Linked DNA regions of Homo sapiens: region 2 is linked to region 1. The links are chromatin loops, found by intact Hi-C in ENCODE. Cell type or tissue: gastrocnemius medialis. All regions are shown on one strand.

Evidence for each region. A loop is a pair of places that touch in the nucleus more often than their neighbours do. Peaks named below come from ENCODE experiments on the same cell type or tissue, not always from the same donor. Only the 100,000 strongest peaks of a DNase experiment are listed, where the experiment ranks them.
Region 2: a loop joins it to region 1, with 5 times the contacts of the local background. A loop is called at or near these places in 2 of 110 quality-filtered maps.

What each region holds. Positions count from the first base shown.
Region 1 is chr19:11,373,610-11,376,109 of GRCh38, forward strand. SWSAP1 (SWIM-type zinc finger 7 associated protein 1) reads left to right here and starts at 1,057. Exons shown (of 2, transcript NM_175871.4): 1 at 1,057-1,320; 2 at 1,904-2,500. The coding sequence starts at 1,072. The coding sequence ends at 2,407. RefSeq lists a silencer at 887-966 and enhancers at 1,067-1,136, 1,357-1,406, 1,637-1,716, 1,737-1,786. In gastrocnemius medialis, no CTCF peak of the experiment used is centred here; DNase peaks (open chromatin) are centred at 1,042, 1,482 and 2,053; H3K4me3 peaks cover 2,042 bases; H3K27ac peaks cover 1,959 bases.
Region 2 is chr19:10,387,911-10,390,410 of GRCh38, forward strand. No RefSeq gene overlaps it. Among named protein-coding and RNA genes, the nearest start is that of TYK2, 8.6 kb to the left of the region's middle. RefSeq lists enhancers at 845-1,345, 925-984. In gastrocnemius medialis, CTCF peaks have their summits at 1,157 (motif pointing left) and 2,141 (motif pointing right); a DNase peak (open chromatin) is centred at 1,151.

The DNA of each region.
Region 1 (2,500 bases):
AGCTGTGTGAGTGGGTGTGTTGGGGGATGTCGTGGAGCTGTTTTCTGGTCCCAGAGGGAGAGAGAAAGCCCAGGAAATCTCACTTTCTCCCTGCCCCTGGGTCTCCAGGCAACGGCACCACTTTGGAGTTACCAGGAGACAAGGTTGCCAGGGCAACACAGGCGTGAGTGGCAGCTCTGGGGCGAAGTCTGGGTGAGAAGATCCAGCCAGGGATCACGATCATTCACTTTGTTCCTCCCTTTCTCCCTGTTTCTCATCAATCCCACCTCCCTTCCTTCATTGTCTTAACGAGCACGTATTTGAGAACCTACAAATGTGCTAGGTGCTATTCTCGGTACTGGAGAACAGAAGTGAACAAGACAATGTCCCTGCTGTATCTCTCCTTCAGTCTTCCAGCTCCTGTCTCTTTATCTCTCCTGCTTCCTTCTTTGTCCTGCGGTCCTGCCTTCCCCCCGTACCACAAAGGCGGCCCCACAGAACCCCTTAGCCAGTGAGGAAGTAAGTTGAGAGGCTTCATCTCACAGACTTTCGGGGATGGCCGTTGATGTTTTGTCCACGAGCCTGTGTCCCCAGACACACACTCCGGCCCATACTCAGGTGCACAGAAAGACAAGCACACAGCTCATCCCCCTCTCCAAAACTCTCAGTTGTCATTGGATGACATCAGCAAAACCACACACAAATACATGCCGATCACAATACTCCTCTGAGATATCATAAGCCCCATTTTACAGCAGGGCAAACTGAGGCTAGGAGCCTTTAAATAATATGTCACTCATTCTGGTCTACTCCTCCAACTTTCAACCCTTATATTTGTCTGATTAGCTGACAATAATAGTATTCGTGCTGGTTCCCCCAGCAGCCTCCCTCAGGGAAGGGTCTTATTTCCCTCGAATGCACCCATTCCTCCGCATAGGTTCTAACCATTTGCCCATTCACCTGAGGAATCGAGTTTTGATGGACAGATTCCTAGACCAATAGAGAAACTAAGTGAACTGTACCGATGCGGCCACGGCTTGGGCGGGACTAAGGCTGGGAACGAGCCACCGATTGGTCAGAGCTACGCGGCGAATGGCGGAGACGCTGAGGCGGGTGCTAACCAGGGGCGGTGCGGCCTGGTCCGGGGAGGAGAACATGCCTGCCGCCGGACCGCCTTTGCTGCTGCTCGGTACACCAGGATCTGGAAAAACAGCGCTGCTATTTGCTGCGGCCCTAGAGGCGGCGGGGGAGGGCCAAGGCCCAGTCCTCTTCCTGACACGAAGGCCTCTTCAAAGCATGCCCCGCGGGACCGGAACGACTCTAGACCCAATGCGACTCCAGGTAACCGTGGGGGTGGGAGCAGAGGCGTTCTAGCCAATGGTGGAGTAGATCCGGGATATTGAGTAACAGGTAGACAAGCCAATGGAGAGGACGGTGGAAGAGCGAGCCAGGGCAGCCACGATGGGGCGGAGTCAGGCAGGCGGAGTGAGGAGTGGCACCACGCGGAGCTTAGTTAAGATTGAAGTGAGAGCCCATCCAATGATGGGCGGTGTTAGCAAGAGGCGGTGCCCAGAGATTGAAGTCCGGCCCATCAAGGGGCGGGGCTAAGCTTGGGTCCATTCTGGACCTGAGTTGGTTCCTGTTAGTGTCAAGGATGGGGTCAGACCGAGAATGCTGGGGGAGGGTTTTCCGTGGAAAAATTGCGCTAGAGATTTGGCCAAAAACAAACAAGCAAAAATGGCTTGCCCTCAACTAATACTCGGCAGTGATGAGTGCTGGAAAAACGGGCGAATATAAGAATATTTAACAGCTCTGAACTGGTTCATCCTGGAACCAAGGAAAGTATGCAAGGAGGCAGGGTTACTTTTAAGGAGTCTGGCTTCCTGTGCTGAATCCGGCCCTTTCCTTCTGTTTCTCCTTCTAGAAGATCCGCTTCCAGTACCCACCCTCAACCCGAGAGCTTTTCCGGCTCCTGTGCTCTGCCCATGAGGCCCCGGGGCCAGCCCCCTCCCTTCTGCTGCTCGACGGCCTAGAAGAGTACCTAGCGGAAGACCCAGAGCCCCAGGAAGCCGCCTACCTCATTGCCTTACTTCTAGACACAGCTGCCCACTTCAGCCACCGGCTTGGGCCTGGCCGGGATTGTGGGCTCATGGTGGCCCTCCAGACCCAGGAGGAAGCAGGTAGTGGGGACGTCCTGCACCTGGCACTGCTCCAGCGGTATTTTCCTGCCCAGTGCTGGCTGCAGCCAGATGCACCAGGTCCAGGAGAGCACGGCCTCCGAGCCTGCCTGGAGCCAGGCGGGCTGGGCCCCAGAACAGAGTGGTGGGTGACTTTCCGATCAGATGGAGAAATGATGATCGCTCCGTGGCCCACCCAGGCTGGTGACCCCAGCTCAGGCAAGGGTTCAAGCTCTGGAGGCCAGCCCTGAGCTTTGGTGGGTGACTACCTCTCTGTGCTTCAGTTTCCCATGGCTGGAATACTTACCTCAGGGACATATGCAGATCCAAAGACCTAAACAATG
Region 2 (2,500 bases), 990 kb before region 1:
AGAGCAAGACTCCATCTCACAAAAAAAAAAAAAAAAAAAAAAAAAAAGGGCCGGGCACAGTGGCTCACACCTGTAATCCCAGCACTTTGGGAGGCCGAGGAGGGCAGATCACGAGATCAGGAGATCGAGACCACGGTGAAACCCCGTGTCTACTAAAAATACAAAAAATTAGCCGGGTGTGGTGGCGGGCGCCTGTAGTCCCAGCTACTCGGGAGGCTGAGGCAGGAGAATGGCGTGAACCCCGGAGGTGGAGCTTGCAGTGAGCCGAGATCATGCCACTGCACTCCAGCCTGGGCGACAGAGTGAGACTCTGTCTCAAAAAAAAAAAAAAAAAAAAGCCAGGTGTGGTGGAGTGCGCCTGTAATCCCAGCTACTTGGGAGGCTGAGGAGGGAGAATCCCTTGAAACTGGGAGGCAGAGGTTGCAGTGAGCCCGAGATCATGCGACTGCACTCCAGCCTGGGCGACAGAGTGAGACTCAGTCTCACAAAATACAAACAAAATCTTCAATAACAAGGAATGCAGTATTTTGAAAAACTGAAATTAACACCAAAATGTGTATGATGAACAAAAATTATTATTATTATTATTATTTTTGAGACGGAGTCTCACTCTGTTGTCCAGGCTGGAGTGCAGTGGCGCGATCTTGGCTCACTGCAACCTCTGCCTCCCGGGTTCAAGCGATTCTCCTGCCTCAGCTTCCCGAGTAGCTGGGATTACAGGCACGTGCCACCACGCCTGGCTAAGTTTTGTATTTTTTGTACAGACGGGGTTCCACCATGTTGGTCAGGCTGGTCGCGGACTCCTGACCTTGTGACCCGCCCTCCTCGGCCTCCCAAAGTGCTGGGATTACAGGCGTAAGCCACCGCGCCCCGCTCAAAAATTAAAATTTTTACTCGGCAGGGCACACTGGCCTGTAGTCCCAACACTTTGGGAAGCTGAGGCGAGCAGACTGCTTCAGCTCTGTTCAAATCCAGCCTGAACAACATGGAGAGAACCCTGTCTCTGAAAAATAAATAAATAAAAAGATCTTGGAAGGTGTCTGAGGCTCAATCAGGGTTCCAGGAGTCCCCCTGCAGCTCCTACCTGTCGTTCTCACTCATACAAAACACTAAGGAAAGTTACTAGATTTGCAGCTCACTCCTGCCCCCTGGTGGTGATCGGCTTGGGCACAACAGCATTCCAGGGGTTTTTATCCAATGCTTTTGCAAATGTTTCCTGAAGGTCCCCTTTCTGGCACTGTGTATGTTGCAAGAAAAAGTCCGTGCTCTGGTGGCACCCACAGTACATGGGAGGTGACAATACACAGGTCTGTGTGAAGAAAGGCATGTGAGGCAGGTTTGGTGGCTGAGCATGAGGGGAATTAAAGTAGGTCAAGGAGGGCCTCAGAGAAGTGGCATTGATCTGTGGTCTGAGTGACAAGCAGTCCCCTCAGAGATGATGTCCCCCAGGAGAGGTAGGCATAAGTCTACTGGATCGGAGGTATTTCATGTCTTAAACTGATGTGAACCTGGGTATTTATTGTACTTTGATCTTAGCTCACTGCAGCCTTGACCTCCCGGGCTCAAGCAATCCTCCTGCCTTAGCCTCCCAAGTATCTGTAACTACAGGTGCGCCCCACTGCGCCCAGCACTGTTTTTTTTTTTTGTTGTTGTTGTTGTTTTTGAGATAAGTCTTTGTCACCCAGGTTGGAGCGCAGTGGCGTGATCCTGGCTCACTGCAACCTCCACCTCTCAGGTTCAAGCAGTTCTCCTGCCTCAGCTTCCTGAGTAGCTGGGACTACAGGCACGTGCCACCATACCTGGCTAATTTTTGTGTTTTTAGTGCAGACTGGGTTTCACCATGTTAGCCAGGCTGGTCTTGAACTCCTGGGCTCAAGTGATCCTCCTGCCTCAGTCTCCCAAAGTGTTGGGATTACAGGTGTGAGCCACGCCTGGCCGTGCACTCTTCTTTAAGACTTTTCCTGTGGCAGAAATATTTTGTGACTTTTGAAGACGGCCAGCAAGTGCCAAGGTCCCCGTTCAGAGAATCTGAGTGCCAGGTGCCAGTTGTCTGAACCATTACCTCACTTGTCCCCCTCACTACGGCCTGAGGAGGGCACTAGCGCGACGACGTTAGCCCTAAGAGCAGGGACACTGAGGCTCAGCGCATCACCCAAAGCCACACGAAGAGAAATTTCAAGTGCTCAAGGGCCAGCATGGAGTTGGGGACAACAGGGCAGCGAGGCAACAGGCAGATGGTGCTGGGGGCCTGGTCAGTTGCAGGGAGGACTTCGGCTTCTGCTCCCAGGGAGGGGAGTCCTGCGAGGCTTTTGAGCAGAGGTGGGACATGCCCTGACCTGGGTGTTCACAGGTACCCTCTGGCTGCTGCCTGTTCAGGGGCTGACTTGTAGTGGGGAATGAGGAGGAGGCTGGGGCAGGAATTAGAGCCAGAGGCGATGGGGACCTGAAGGCCATAGGGACAAAAGGCAGTGGTCAGAATCAAGAATGTTTGGGGGGGTGG